Regions from separate parts of the Homo sapiens genome. Here regions 2, 3 and 4 are each linked to region 1. The links are chromatin contacts, found by Hi-C or POLR2A ChIA-PET in ENCODE. All regions are on one chromosome and are shown on one strand. Each heading gives the region's core, a stretch centred on a gene start or an enhancer-like site at or near the end of the contact. The rest is flanking DNA. Distances are from core to core; before and after follow the strand shown. Region 1 holds the start of WDPCP (WD repeat containing planar cell polarity effector). Region 2 holds the start of REL (REL proto-oncogene, NF-kB subunit). Region 3 holds the start of SANBR (SANT and BTB domain regulator of CSR). Region 4 holds the start of XPO1 (exportin 1).

Evidence for each region. Hi-C counts contacts between places; a loop is a spot of excess contacts on that map. ChIA-PET counts read pairs that join two places held with the same protein, here RNA polymerase II (POLR2A). Pooled maps may share reads with other maps.
Region 2: a loop to region 1 is called in a map of naive thymus-derived CD4-positive, alpha-beta T cell, with 11 times the contacts of the local background. The contact joins the promoter of REL here to the promoter of WDPCP in region 1. A Hi-C loop is called at or near these places in 1 of 168 maps with a recorded cell type or tissue (naive thymus-derived CD4-positive, alpha-beta T cell) and 10 of 50 pooled maps. POLR2A ChIA-PET finds 5 or more read pairs at or near these places in 1 of 52 experiments (CD4-positive, alpha-beta T cell).
Region 3: a map of CD8-positive, alpha-beta T cell shows a loop between it and region 1 (6-fold over the local background). The contact joins the promoter of SANBR here to the promoter of WDPCP in region 1. A Hi-C loop is called at or near these places in 2 of 168 maps with a recorded cell type or tissue (CD8-positive, alpha-beta T cell and naive thymus-derived CD4-positive, alpha-beta T cell) and 7 of 50 pooled maps.
Region 4: a loop to region 1 is called in a map of CD8-positive, alpha-beta T cell, with 14 times the contacts of the local background. The contact joins the promoter of XPO1 here to the promoter of WDPCP in region 1. A Hi-C loop is called at or near these places in 4 of 168 maps with a recorded cell type or tissue (CD4-positive, alpha-beta T cell, CD8-positive, alpha-beta T cell and naive thymus-derived CD4-positive, alpha-beta T cell), 1 of 37 single-sample maps with no recorded cell type and 18 of 50 pooled maps. POLR2A ChIA-PET finds 5 or more read pairs at or near these places in 4 of 52 experiments (CD4-positive, alpha-beta T cell, CD4-positive, alpha-beta memory T cell, naive thymus-derived CD4-positive, alpha-beta T cell and 1 more).

Annotation. Positions count from the first base shown.
Region 1 is chr2:63,586,413-63,590,098 of GRCh38, forward strand. WDPCP (WD repeat containing planar cell polarity effector) reads right to left here and starts at 2,065. Exons shown (of 18, transcript NM_015910.7): 1 at 1,785-2,065. The coding sequence starts at 1,859. It overlaps MDH1 (malate dehydrogenase 1), which reads left to right and starts at 2,551. Exons shown (of 9, transcript NM_005917.4): 1 at 2,551-2,634. The coding sequence starts at 2,632. RefSeq lists enhancers at 1,230-1,750, 2,262-2,581.
Region 2 is chr2:60,879,692-60,883,377 of GRCh38, forward strand. It overlaps REL (REL proto-oncogene, NF-kB subunit), which reads left to right and starts at 1,883. Exons shown (of 10, transcript NM_001291746.2): 1 at 1,883-2,159. The coding sequence starts at 2,150. REL-DT (REL divergent transcript) reads right to left here and starts at 1,623. Exons shown (of 3, transcript NR_033980.1): 1 at 1,541-1,623. RefSeq lists a silencer at 1,478-2,017 and an enhancer at 1,626-2,295.
Region 3 is chr2:61,063,919-61,067,604 of GRCh38, forward strand. It overlaps SANBR (SANT and BTB domain regulator of CSR), which reads left to right and starts at 1,953. Exons shown (of 22, transcript NM_001129993.3): 1 at 1,953-2,109. RefSeq lists silencers at 1,733-2,102, 2,133-2,482, 2,493-2,552 and enhancers at 1,842-2,343, 2,344-2,843.
Region 4 is chr2:61,536,701-61,540,386 of GRCh38, forward strand. It overlaps XPO1 (exportin 1), which reads right to left and starts at 1,656. Exons shown (of 25, transcript NM_003400.4): 1 at 862-1,656. RefSeq lists enhancers at 227-286, 1,381-1,640, 2,209-2,998 and a silencer at 2,131-2,270.

The DNA of each region.
Region 1 (3,686 bases), core at 815-3,314:
TCTGCAACACATTCACAAACCACCTGGAGATTCAAACTCACAGTGAAAGTGCAATGACATATTGTGCTACTTGACATTAGCTATTACCAAAGACGGTTCAAAAGGAAGAGAACACAGACAATCTTATTAGTATAATTGGAAATGTGCTGATATACCCACCTTACCAAACATCTTCTCTTGCAGTGTATTATATTACCTGAGAAAAGTAACTTACAATCAGTGCTAATATGCTCCTTAACCTGATTTACAAGGGCAACTAGCAATAAACAGAACAAGGCCCGTGAACTACCACACAGGTGACTTCAATTCTGTATATCTGGACTGGATGGGAATACGGGGGCTTACATGTTTGTGGCCTTCTTGGAGTATGGGAATGTCCTGTCCTGCTATAGGACTGCAGTGAGAATTCTGGTTATAAAAAGTCTCCCTTGTAAAATTCACTGTAAATCGAGGACAAAAATCATGAGATTGTTTTGTTATACTTTAAGTTCTAGGGTACATGTGCACAACGTGCAAGTTTGTTACATATGTACGTATACATGCCATGTTGGTGTACTGCACCCATTAACTCGTCATTTACATTAGGTAAAATCATGATATTTTTAAGGACAACAACATGGAAAAATCTTTCTGTTAGCAGCTAGTAGAAGAATTCATTTAGGAGGATAATGGAAGAAATTTTTCGTAACTGCTCAGAGTAAAAAGTAAAACTCAGAGAACCTAGGTTTGAGAATAATGCACACCTACTAATTCAGGACTAGACACATAAATTTGAGAGTTTTTGACATTAAAAGTAGCATTTGAAGTGATGCAACTTATGAATTAGCTCACTGAGGGATTTAGTATAGACAGAGAATACAGGCACCCCAATGTTAAGAGATCACAACTAAAAAAAATTTAGAAACTCCGCAGAACTGAGAACCAGTAACAAAAGAGGAAAACCAGGAAAGTATGTTGTCTGAGAGCCAAATGAATAAAGAGATACAAGGAGAGTCATTCAGGTATGATATTAATAAATGCTAAAAGTAAAGCATTACATTTCTTTCCAAAAATAGCAAATCCTCCAAACTGAAATAGAGAAAAATTGAAAGATATTACTTGGCATTCATTTATCAGTGACAGAGAAAAAACGGAAGTTCTAACAATGTTATCTAATAGAGATGTTTTATTCATTTTCATTACGTATATGCTGTGTATGCTACTCCCGAGCATCATATCTTCCTTTTAACATCCACAAGAAACAAGCTTTCAAAAAGCACAGCAATTCTCTTGGCAGCATTAATTTTAAAGAGAACCTCTTAAGTTGTTTTACCAGCTGAGACTGACTGACTAAACAACCAGTGTCTCCCCTTCAGTCGCCAGTCTTTCCTTAGAAATGCCTGTTTGGCATAACTTTAAGACTCAAGATGGTTTAAGGCGCATCCTGTTTCTTCCAAAAGGGAATGGACAAAACTCAACATTCACGGAGGGCTTAGAGCAAATTAGAACCGTATACTGTGACCTCCTGGAAGGGAGAGGCTCACCTCCTACAAAGTAAATGCTCAATAAATATTTTTGATATAACTCTGGAAGAGCTCCATTTGGGGTCGGGGGTGCACCTACTCCAGGGCACCACCCCCTCCAAAATAGCTGCATTCCCACAGCCCTCATACTCCGCTCAGAAAAGGGACCGGCGAGCTTGCAGGCATCCGCACAGCGGATAAAAGCAAAGCGGGACGGCGCACCAACCGCATTCCGGATCCTAAGGTTAAAAGAAAACCCCTTGCCCTCGGGCCAGGGCTCACCTGTCTCGGGAGTGGGGAAGAAGCGCGACTCCCGGCCGCTTTGGAGTAGGCGTCCCAGCAAAACTCTCGCCTCATCACCAGACACTACCCCGGGCAGAAGGTTCCTAGGCTAGGTCCTCGGACCCGAGAGGGAGCGACACGCTCGCTTGGTCTCTTGGGTCTCCAGGACGCCGCCGCCGCCGCCACAGTTTCCTCAGGTGCTACAAAGCAGCCAGGGTGTGCGTGCGCTCCCGCCTCGTCGCTTAGCAACCTGAGAAGCTGTCCGGTCGTCCCAACTTATCAATTCCCCCGCCCCTCCAGAGTGTCAATCGTTTTTTAAAAGATTTTGTTTCCGGGTCGATCCAGCTTTACGCAGCGGAAGGTCTCTTTACCTCCCACGTTTACCCTCATGGGAGGATGCAGTCTCAGTCACGCGCGTGGGGGTGATGTCGCTAAGGGGTGATTCTCCCCTCCCTAGAGTTACACACGCTATCTCTCCCGCCAATTGCCGGGCTCCATCAGGCAGGTCCTTTCCTCCTGAGCCCAAACCATCCGTTTGTTGTCGTCCTCCAATCACAGGGGCTCATCCTCAGGGACTACTTTGCAATCGGCGCAGAGCGCAGTGAGAAGAGCTTGAAAAAAACCTCTGGTATCGGGAAGTGTAGTTCAACACTTGAAGGAAATGCTTTGGAGATTGCGCCACAACCAGGGCAGCGTAAACTACAGTTCCCAGAGAGCGCCGCGTCGGGAGCGGAGCCTTTTCTCGCTAACACCGCTCGCCCTCTCCGAGTCAGTTCCGCGGTAGAGGTGACCTGACTCTCTGAGGCTCATTTTGCAGTTGTTGAAATTGTCCCCGCAGTTTTCAATCATGGTGAGTGTGGGCCCCGGGTTCCTGCCCACCTCTGGCCCTCGCGCCCTTGAGTGGGGTTTCTTGCACTTTAGGGACTTTTGGGAGGCAGCTGTGCAAGGCACTGTCCTTCGCGCCCTTTGGCAAGCTCGGACTCATCTTCTGGGGATTGCCGCAGTGACCCAGTAATGGGAAGGGATTGATTTCCACCTTGCGGGGTATGGGGCGCTCTTAGGAGGACTCTGGAGAAGTAGTTGTCCTGGGAGAGGAGCGATCTTAATCCTGCTGCATGACGGGAGGACAAAATGCGACGCTGCAGCTATTTTCCAAAGGACGTTACGGTGTTTGATAAGGACGATAAGGTTTGCGATGGGAGGGAAAGGTTGGGTCCTAACCCCTTTTTCTCCTCATTTGCCCACAGTGTTTATAACGGCTTTTGTCACAGGGACCTTGAAAGCAAAAAGCTGGAAAGGTAGTATTTACCAGGTGCTCCAGATTACGATCTGCGTTTGCAGCAGACGTGTTTCCGCCATATCTAATTTCTCAAAATGTTATTTGGAACCCGTTCATTGACCTTTTTTGTAATGCCAGGATATATTGAAGTGACAGCATCACTAACTAAATAACTACTGCAAATATTCTTTATTGAACTGTATATTGTGAATTCCAGAAGCACCTCTCTTAAATGTAACAGAGTAACCATTTTGTCATGGAAGACCTGGGTAACCTGCATCTCCATCGCTTGTCTCTGCTGAAAGAGAGGGGGAGGGGGAGAGTTGGTGAAGGAACTCTGGCGTAGGAATAATCTGCGTACTGCTTGAAGGTGACATTTGTCATCAAACTCAGAGAAATCGCTTCATACTATCAATACAATGGCTTGTATTTATAGTTGCGACTGTTTTTCCTACTTTATCTGCAAAATACTAAAACGGCTGGAGAATGTGGAGAAATGTTTGAATGAATTGGAAATTTCCCAGAACCTGAAAAGACACGTTTTCAAGGCAAGGGCATTACTCTCTCTGCCTGTCTAACGGGGCCAGTGGAGACAGCTACTAATTTCCAGTAGGTGTTAAACC
Region 2 (3,686 bases), core at 633-3,132, 2.7 Mb before region 1:
TCTACCTCAGCCTCCTGAGTAGCTGGGGTTACAGGCGCCCGCCACCACGCCTGGCTAATTTTTGTATTTTTAGTAGAGACGGGGTTTCACCATCTTGGCCAGACTGGTCTTGAACTCCCAACCTCGTGATCCACTTGCCTCAGCCTCCCAAAGTGCTGGGATTACAGGCATGAGCCACTGCGCCTGGCCGGCTCTTTCTTAAACTGAGGACTCAGCTCAAATGTCACCTCCTCAGAACTTTCCTCTCCCCCAGTCACTTTTCATTTTGAAATTCCTTCAGAGAACTGAAAATGTTTTCCGTCTCTTTGAAATGTATGTACATATTTTAAAAAGCTAAATAAGCCTCTTGCTAGTTTTGCGTCCTCAGAAGGTCTTTCTTGCGGGCCTCGGAGCCATCTCTTGGAAATGTGAACATCAAGGATGGTGCTCCATGTTTCTGTCTCTAGGAGGGTTTAAGCCTTGGCTCTTGGTTCCAAGATAACTTCCCATTATTTTCCTTTGGATAAAGACAATTAATAGGTATGTAATGGATTGTACGTGCCTGACCATATGAAAAGGTGAGATTTCCTTTTTTTTGGTCTTTGCACTCTCTTCAGTGGATTGCCTGTGATGTGCATCATGGTACGTTTTAGTACATATCCAATAATAAAACTGTTTCATTCTTTTGTTGTACATTGCGCATTTCGTGGAAAGAACAGTTTGGGGTTGGCAGGATATTTTAAATTATTTGCCCATATGGGTCCCCCAGTTTTGGGCACTTGTATGGCAGGCTGATATTCCCCATTACCTCTCCGTACTAATTTTAACTAGTAAGGGACAGGGGCAAGGGCATGGAGCTTTGGAGTCAGACAACCCTGGCTTTAAACTGTGCCTTTTATCAGCATTCTGAAGTACTGTATGTTGAAGTAACTTCTCTGAACCCCGAATACTTCATCTATAAAGTTAGGAATAATAAATACGTCATAGATTAAGTATGGACATTATCTGATGCATAGCAGGTACTATTCAAATGAAGGAAACGAAGTTATCCTAGGTCCTTTAATGCACTAAATGTGTGCTCCATTTCCGCCTTTCTTGGCATCTGTGTGAAATCTCAGGATATAGTGTCCACTAAACTTCAGTGCACTGCCTAATGAGACAACGAACTCCAAGTGCGGACCTTTTGAGTTTAAACGGGTTTCAGTAGGTAAAATACGTAAAGTTCACAGTACCCTCGCAATTTAGATGGAGGAAAAAAAATCAGTCGGGGGGGGGGTCCCCGTATGCAAATACAGGAATTACAGAAGAAGACAGGACCCCCGCCGCAGCACCACTTCCCCCTACAGGGCGCAACGTCCCGCCGCTGGCGCGGGGGTGGAGATTTGCATGTGCGAAGTCGGGAAGAGGGGGAACCACCTCTCGAAAACCCCGGCCGTCGCCCTCCCAGGCCGGGAGAGTCGGCCCCGCGCGCCCCCAAAAGCTCCCCAGCGGCCGGCCCTCTCTACGTCATCCGCACCCTCCCGCCCGCTCCTGAACTTTAAACCACACTCGGAAGAACAACCTGGAGGAGGGGGATTTCTCAGGAGCCAGCGGCCTTCTCACGCTGCTAGCCGTCACCTCCCGGCTCCCGCCGTTCCCTGCGCTCCCGAAGCCCACCCCAAGCTCCCGCTCCCTCGACCCCCTCCCAAGCCAGCCGCCGCAGCAGCGCCGGGGGCGTATGCGTGGGGGCCGGCGGGGAGCGTGCGCGGGGACAGGCAGGGGCGGGGCGCTGGGGGCGGTCGCGCGCGCGGCGGCCGCGAGGTCGCCCCGCCCACGCCTCCGGGTGAGGGTTGCTGCGTCGGGCCTACGTCAGCCGCGGGAAATTCCCCTCCCGCCAGGCTGCTCGCCTCTCGGCTGGGCCAGCACTCGGCTCTCCCCGCTCCGCCCCCTGCCCCTGGCTCCCGTACGGTGGACGGCGACGCTGGGTGACCCGGGGTGCAAGAATTCAGGGGTTGGGAAGGTGTGAGCCGCAAACCCAGCGGAGGGCGGGAAGAAGGAGGAGGCCTCTAGGGTGGTCGGGGGACTGGGGGCCCCGCCGGCAGAGGTCCCTCGGCCTCCTGACTGACTGACTGCGGCCGCCTCCGGCCAGGACGCTGGGAGCTGCCTGCGGGAAGGTGCGGGGAGCGGAGCCATGGCCTCCGGTGAGTGTTCATGGGGCGCGGGCCTGGGCCGGGGGAAAGGAGCTCTTCTGAAGGGGGTCCTGCCGCAGTGAGTTTAGGGAGCTCAGTTTTTGCTGGGGCGCGTTCTGTCTTTAAAATCTCATATGGTAAAATTGTCAGCTTTTAAAAAAGTTACCTGCTTCAGGGTTTGCGTGCAGAATCCAAGCCACGCTCTGTAATTCGATCCTGTTGTCATAGCAGGAACCTTAGAAATTCCCAACGACTTGATTTTAGGATTAGGGAAGTCATAAGCGAACCAAAGGAGGACGAAGAGTTCTCATTAAAAATGTATATGTATTGAAGATGGTGGTTTTATGTTTTAGAACAGGAATGAGGAACCTTCAGACCTCGGGCAAGCTCTCTCCCCCTTTTTAGTTTAATTTCATCAAATGCAAAGAGGTGATCCCCCTTGTACTGACAGTTGTACAAAATGTGTCACGGCTTTAAAAATCATCCGTGGTATTTTAACACGAATTAGAAAATCCGTGGTATTTTAAGTGTTAATGTTGCTTCGACCAAGTGTAGGCCGGGCGCGGTGGCTCATGCCTGTATTCCCAGCACTTTGGGAGGCCGAGGCGGGTGGATAACCAGAGGTCAGGAGTTTGAGACCAGCCTGGCAAACATGGTGAAACCCCGTCTCTACTAAAAATACAAAAATCAGCGGGGCGTGGTGGCGCGCGCCTGTAATCCCAGCTACTCGGGAAGCTGAGGCAGGAGAATCGCTTGAACCTGGGAGGTGGAGGTTGCAGTGAGCCGAGATCGCGCCCCTGCACTCCAGCCTGGGCGACAGAGGGAGACCCTGTCTCTATTTAAAAAAAAAAAAAATGTAGTTTTTACTGTGAGATAAAGCTCAAGGTTCCTAATCTGACGAATAGAGACGTTGAATCCCCCTTCCTCCTCGCTGGAAATAAGGGGAAAGAGGAGTTTTAGAATATCCGAGCTTTAAAATAATGAGTAGGAATGAATACAACTTTATCACTTATGTGACTATATATTTTCCCTTAATAAATGCTCGATCTCTCCCTTTGGGGGGGAATAAGTTTGTAAGAAACATTGCAGAGCAAGAAAGTCTCCTATATACACAGATGTGGTTGGGGCTGCCTGGAGCTTAAGGTTGAGGGGGACGGGAGAGCCGGGGCGGGGGGATAAATCAAGTAGCCTGGGGTCGAGTTGGTCTTTTACCAGGATTTTGGCAAGGTGAGTGGGGGACACTTTCCAGACAGAGGAAGCAGCGTGAGCAAAGGCAGGGAGGGCTAAATGCATGTTAAATGCTGTACTAAGAGAATGAAGAGGGGGCCCCGTTTATGAACTTGACTCTTATCCCCAAACTGCCTGGTCCAGTGACCCTCAGAAGTAGGCTGATGTCTAGTAGAGATGAGGAAGTAGGAAGCTTAAAGAACCTTTTTAAAAGGTTGAGCAGAACAATGCCATAGCTATTGCTGTAGGCAGAAAAGGAAATTGGGGTGTTTCACATGACATTTGATTTCAGTTTGTTTGTGGTTGTGAGAA
Region 3 (3,686 bases), core at 703-3,202, 2.5 Mb before region 1:
ACCTCAAGTGATCCTCCTGCCTCAGCCTCCCAAAGTTCTGGGATTACAGCGTGAGCTAACTATGCCCAGCCCCTTATGCATTATTCTTGTTTTCATGGTTGTAAAGTACCACCATCACAACTAAGTACCAGCCTATATGAAAGAAGAAAGAGGGGAAGTAGAGGGCAAGCAGTTTCTGTTTAAGAATTTACCTGGCTGGGGCTGGGTGTGGTGGCTCACACCTGTAATCCCAGCACTTTGGGAGGCTGAGGTGGGCAGATCACCTGAGGTCAGGAGTTCAAGACCAGCCTGGCTAACATGGTGAAACCCCATTTCTACTAAAAACACAAAAATTAGCCGGGTGTGGTGGCACACGCCTGTAATCCCAGCTACTCGGGAGGCTGAGGCAGGAGAATCACTTGAACCAGGGAGGCGGAGGTTGCAGTGAGCCAAGATCGCGCCATTGCACTCCAGCCTGGGTGACAAGACCGAAACTCTGTCTCCAAAAAAAAAATAATAATAATTTACCTGGCTGGGCATGGTGGCTCACGCCTGTAATCCCAGCACTTTGGGAGGCCGAGGCGGGCAGATCACCTGAGGTCAGGAGTTCAAGACCAACATGGTGAAACCCCATCTCTACTAAAAATACAAAAAATTAGCTGGACATGGTGGCATGCGCCTGTAAATCCCAGTTACTCAGGAGGCTGTGGTAGGAGAATCGCTTGAAGGGAGGTGGAGGTTGCAGTGAGCCCAGACGGTGCCACTGCACTCCAGCCTGGGCAACAGAGCAAGACTCCATCTCAAAAAAATAAAAAAAGAATTTACCTGACTTAACCTAACATCTTATGATACGACACTTGCCTAACTTTATTTTTATTTTTATTTTTGACAGGGTCTCACTCTGTTGCCCAGCTTGGAGTGCAGTGGTGCAAACATAGCTCATTGGGGCCACCACGCCCAGCTAACTTAAAAAAAAAACAACTTTTTTTTTTTTTTGGTAGAGACAGGGTTTCACTTTGTTGTTCAGGCTGTGCTCAAGCAATCCTCTCGTCTTGGTCTCCCTAAATGCTGGGATTATGGGATTACAGGTGTGAGCCACCGCACCCAGCCACTTTAATGTCTTTGTGGAACAAAAATCGTAAAAGATCTGCAGAAAGTCACAGGATGATACAATTGGTAAAAACTCCTGACATTCTGTACAGTGAACCACTTAATCTCTACTTAATCATCAGATCTCGTAGTAATTATTCATTTGGTTAAGGCTTTACTTTTTCTGTTCTTTCTAATCCTAACATTTAATTTTGGTTCTCAGAATAGACCAAGTGGAAATTAGATAGAAATGTTGACATGTAGCAGTTACCCTACAATATTGAGCCGTTTGCATTTTACTAGATGCCCAATAGTAGTGTTCCTCACAATAACACACACACACACACACACACACACACACACACACCCTATTAATGTATGAAAACCGAATTTGTAATCCAGAGCTATTTACATTTTTAAAGAGCTACCTCCTGGTAAAGACACTTCAGGTCCTTACCCAAAGACCTTGGTCTAAAAGATACTTTCGGTGTCCCTCATCATGCGATCTTTCCGCTCTACCTAAGCGGTGTACCAAATGATCTGCACCAAGAACAATTTCATCCATTCTTTAATCTTTTATCTCCTGTATATCCCCCTTTCTTCTGGACTCAGGGTTGGTCACCTAAGATCAGGCTCCTAGGATCTGGTTGCTAAGAGACAAGACGCTGGGAGGGTGGGGACGCTGCACTGCGACAAGCCTGGGAGTGTATGCCAGAGGAGGAAGGAGAAGCAGCAGGCAAGGCAAGGCGACAGTCAGCCGCCGCCGCCCCTCCGGTGCCCTCCCGCCCGGCAGGGGCTCGGCGCTCATTGGCTCCGCCGCTGCGGCGCTGGCCCGCGATTGGCCGGGCGGCGTCGGCTCGGCGGCTCCCCCACCCCTCGGCGCTAGTCTCCGCAGCCGCCTGCAAGCGGGCGGGGGCGGGGTGTGAGGCGCTGCGGACGGGGTTGCGGGCTCGGTAGCGGCAGCTTCAGGGCGCGAGCGCGGGCGGTGCCGACCACTGCAGGTAACAGAGGCGCTGCGAGGGCAGCCGCGGCCCTGTGGAGGTGAGCGAGACGCCGAGGGGGCTCGGGTGCCCACCGCGGGGCGGGAAGTGCGGCATGGGGCGGTACCGCTCACAGCCAGCCGGCTCCCGCCGCGGCTTCCCACCCCGGGCGGGGTCCCACTTGCCCAAACGCCCCCGAACGCCCCCGTGCACAGCCTCAGCCGGCCGCGCCTCGAGCAGCCAGCTGGCCCGCGTCCCGTCACCCGCCCGGTCCATGTCCCTGCAGACCGTCCCGCCCGCGCACAGCGGCGGGAACCCCAGCTTCTGCGCGCCCGGCCGCGCCCCGGGCCTCTGCCCCGCCTCGCTCCCGCTGCCCGGCGCCTTTGTCCGCTCTGCGCCCCTGGAGTTTCTGTGCCTCCACGGGCGGGAGCGGGGCGCGAAGGTCTGGGGGTGCCCCGAGGACGCGCCGCGTAGTGAGCCTCCGGGCCCAAGGTTTGACTGGCTTTGACCTCATGCCGGTTCTGGGATGTGATTTTACTTTCTCCTCCAGCTGACTCCGATCTCCTGTGTGTGCAGAAGTCAGGAAGCCTGGGTACAAGGCTTCTTCCCGGTCCGGGATGACTCGGTGTTACCGCCGCCCTCTGTTAGGCCAGAGGCCTTTGACCTGCCTGCCTGCCTGCCCCACGGGGCCCCCTCTCTTCCCATCTTTCCACTGGCTAAGGGAAAACGTCTCTGTCTCCAAGAGCTTTTTTTTCTATTTGAAATAAGAAAAAAATATATCAGATTCCTGTTGTAGACCTCTATCTGGTGTGGAAGTGACTTAGACTAGTCTTCTTAATTAATACATGTATATTAAATACATAAACCAAGAGAAGGGGGTCGGGGAGGGGAGGGGAAGTATGTTCTTAAAAAATGAAGTCTGTTAAACATATTGGATTTTTATTTTTGGTAAATAACGTATTTTACCTTAAATATTGTCAAGATTTTGATATTTTATGAATGGGAGTGGATTTCATAGTAATTTGAACTTTGAGCTTTTTCTTGTCACCGTTTTTGATAAATTTATACTTTCCTGAATGAGGTGCACTATAACAGCTATTTCGAGATAATTTATGTTTTATTAAGGATTATCCATCAATGCTATGCCTTTTATACTTAAATTCAGACTCTGATTTCTTGGACATTCATTTAACTAGAATTAATGCTGGGGGGTCTTCCCTTGCCTAGTACAGTTGTATAAAGAGAAAGTCAACAGAAAAACTTTTTTCTCATTTGGATGATTTAAAGTACTCTTAAACATGTATAGCATAAATTAGTATCACATTTGAAATGTAAGCTTTTAAGTGTTTGACGTGGGTAATATTTTTGAACTTTTAAATGAATCTTTTTGGAAGTGAAGAGAAATGAGCTCTCAGGGAAGATCCTTGCCCTGAATTCCATTTTAGATTGCTTTCTACCAAGGCCCAAACAAATTATAATAAAACGCCCTGGCCGGGTGCAGTGGCTCACGCCTGTAATCCCAGCACTTTGGGAGGCCGAGACGGGCGGATCACGAGGTCAGGAGATCGAGACTATCCTGGCCAACATGGTGAAACCCTGTCTCTACTAAAAATACAAAAATTAGCTGGGCGTGGTGGT
Region 4 (3,686 bases), core at 406-2,905, 2.1 Mb before region 1:
CGCACTCACCCCGCCCTTACTCGGAGGAGGCATTTAGACCAGGCGCCTTAAGTTCACCGCCCCTTTCTCTATGCAGCATGGCCTCGGCGTGATCAGAGGAGGTCCGGGCTGAGCCAGTACTGAATGCTTCCTCTACTACACCACTTCCTCCCACCCAACCCAAACTCACAGACATCGGAATGAAGGAGAATCAGGGCATCCTCCACTGTACAAGGCCAACAGTAAATGGTTTAACCAACTTATCACATTCAAACCCCTGAAAAGGAACTACAAGACGGAATCCCATGTGCAGGCCCCTGAAAAACTGATCTTTCCTACTTCACATGCCACTCTGCAAAACCGGAGAGCTTTCGAGTTTCCTTGCTGGAGGAACAGGGAGTCGGCAGCCCCTCCCTCCCCCATCCCAAGCTCTCCACCGAGGGGGCCACGTGATGCAGGCGGACGTTTCAATGCTGCTGCACTAAATATTTCTGGAAACTTCCACTCCTAATAATTTACAGAGATGTTCCTGAAATCACCCCAACTTCTCCCCAGCCCCAGGGGCTGGGGAACCCCTCCCACCCCGCGCGGGGCCCCGCTTCACTATCACACTCCTCGCCTTCCTCCACCGCCACCCGCACACGCGAATGACCCAGCAAGCGCTCCCCTCCCGAGGCCGCCTCCCCGCCTCCATCCCCCAGCGGCAAAAGCGGCTCCATTCAATCGCAGGCTCCGCTGTGGGCCCGCCGCGCCCCCGGCCCGCCCGCCGCCTCCCGGGCTCGCTTCCCGCGGCCGCCGCCGCCGCGCCCCACGCCGGCCTCCTCCCGCCCGCCCGGCCGCGCCGCCGCCCGACCCTCGGCCCCGAAGACACAGTCGACTTACCCAGAGATTGAACCAACTGCTCCTTCCTTCCTCGTTGGGGGATTAGGGCGAGGGAAGGTGGGGAGGGGGGAGAGGGGACGAATCAAGGTGGGTTTCAGTTTTCCCACCTCAAAAAAGGAAATTAAAAAAACGGACAGGAAAAGGGCAAAAAGAGCTCAATAATATTTACTATTTCAGGGACGCTTCCCCCAACACACACACACACACACACACACACACACACCCGCCCCCCCCCAAAAGGGGAATTAATCTGGGGAATAAATGCTCCCGCCCGGCTGGGGAGTGAGGGAAGGGGGAGGGAACGGGGTCAAGTCCCAAAGATTCAGCCCCAGGGGGACCCTCCAGCCACAGGCAGCAGCAGAAGCGGCAGGAGTAGGGGGTGTAGAGTCCACACGGCCGGGGAGACGCTCTGCTGCCAGTTGCAGTCCGACTCCCCCCTACCAAAACACGGCTCCCTCTCTCACGCGGCTCCGGCGCTGGCCCCCCCCCCCCCAAGGCTCGCCTAAACTTTCCCCCCTTCTCTTGTTCCTCAGCGACTGGTGGTTCCCCCCTCCCCCTCTGGGTGGTTGCACGGACTGCAGCAGCAAAGACTGGAACAGGCACCGCCGCCGGGGCTGTAGCTACTGTTGCTCTTGCTGATGCTGTAGCTCCCGCTGCTCCTGCCGCGGCCGCTGCAGCCGCTTCTCCCCCTCCTCCTAGTGCCTCAAACTCGGAACCGGTTGAAACCGGTTCAGACTGGGAGATTCCATCTCGGTTGAGTTTTCAGCCCATGGCGCCGCGGAGCGTTTGGAACCTGGGCCTCCGCCCCCAGCCCGCCCTCCTATTGGTCAGTTCCAGCTACAGCCGCGCCATGAGCCTATCTCTCATTGGCCCGAGCGCCAGTCAATCCCGCCTCACGGCTCCACACGAGCCCGCCGCTTCGGCCCCTACCTCTTTTCAGCAGCGATTTGCCCGCAGAGTGGGGGAGGGGAAGTGGGGAGGGTCGAAAGGCAAGAGGAGAGGGGTGGAGGAGGAGGAGGTGGGACGAAGAGCAGGGATGAGTAGAAAAGAGAGCGAAGGAAAGCCGCGTGGAGGATTCGTTCGAACGAGCTGTCAATCAAGAGCAGCCCGCCCTCGAGCTCTCGACTTCCCTTCCCCCTGCGGCCCTCTCCCTCCCGGTGCCTAGTTCGCAGGCCCGGCCTTTCTCGCCCGCTCATTGGCTGGGCCTCTTCGGTGACGGAGAGGGTGGGGCGCAGCTCGTGAGCTGGTGGCGGCGCGAGTTTGATCGGGGCGCGCGGCAGCGTTCTCTTTGCTTCCCCCGGACTCGGCCGGCCCGCCCCCACCGGCTCCCGCCAACCTGCGGGGGCCTGAGCCCGCGGGAATCAGGATCCGCCCTTCGGATGGGGGCTGCGTTCGGAAAAGGGAGGGCACACCCAGTTTTGAACTCTGGAAGGGGTGGAGAAAAGAGGGAAAAAGAACGCTTCCGAGGCCAATTTTAGGCCCCAGACCTCTCTAATCCATTTTAGAGGCCTGGTTTTGGGGCCAGGTAGCTGAGAGAGGGGTTGGGGTGAGGCGCAGGGCGTGCATTCTTGGCGCCTCGTGATCTTCTCAGGGTGTCGGAAAAGATATCGAAATACTTCTTGGGAAAGTCTCCTTAAAATTTCAACTCTGTCTCTCCAGGCTGGAATTTGGCTGCTTCAACAAGCAACCTTTCCTGAAAACCAAAACATTGTAATCCCAAGTGATTGGTTTGACAGCGCATGTTTTGGCTGGCTGAGCTTGCATGCCAACTGCGTCCCACCTGGTGCCCTTGATCTGCAACACTCAGATTTTCCTTTTACCCTAGCTGCACTTCACGTACTAAATCATCATCAAATAGTATTTTCTGTGAAAGTCACATGCACGTTGCCTTTCACGTGGTTGCCTCTCGTTTGTTCCCAAGCGTCCTCCAAATCAGCTTTACAGATTGTTCTTTGCTTAAGAGCAAATAGCCCACCAAAATTTACTAGGCCCTTTGTGCCACCAAGAGGTAGATAAATGATTTATTGAATTAATAACAATTTTCTTTAGCAAATGTTCATCCACGATGGACTATGGCTAACCTCAAAGCACCACTTATTCTAACTCCCCCTCCAATAAAGAAAAACGCAACAACTCAATGTTTAGATGTACCAGAATTATTTTGGATGATTTTCAGACCTAAGTTTTTATTCATTACATAAATGAATAATATCAAGCCATTTTATATACATATATAATACATATATAATGTACTATGTATGATATATGATGTGCAGTGGGCCCTCTGTATCCTGGGTTCCCCATCCTCAGTTTCAACCAGCCCTGGGTGGAAAACATTAAAAAACAACAACAACAATAAAAATAATACAAAATAAAACGCAATGCAGTATATTTACATAGCATTTACATTGTATAAGGCATTATAAGCAATGTAGAGATGATTTAAAGTTTACATCGTATAAGGTATTATAAGCAATCTAGAGATGAAAGTAACGGGAAGTTTACAAATACAGTATATGCAAATACAGTAAATCCTCACTTAACATGGTCATGGAGAGGATCTTGGAAACTGCGACTTTAAACACAAGGATAGGCCAGGCATGGTGGTTCATGCCTTTAATCCCAGCACTTTGGGAGGCCGAGGCAGGCAGATCACTTGAGGTCAGGAGTTCGAGACCAGCCTGGCCACATGGTGAAACCCCTCTCTACTGAAGATACAAAAATTAACCTGGCGTGGTGGTGGGCACTTGTAATCCCAGCTACTCGGGAGGCTAAGCGGGGAGAATGGCTGGAACCCGGGAGGCAGAGGCTGCAGTGAGCGGAGA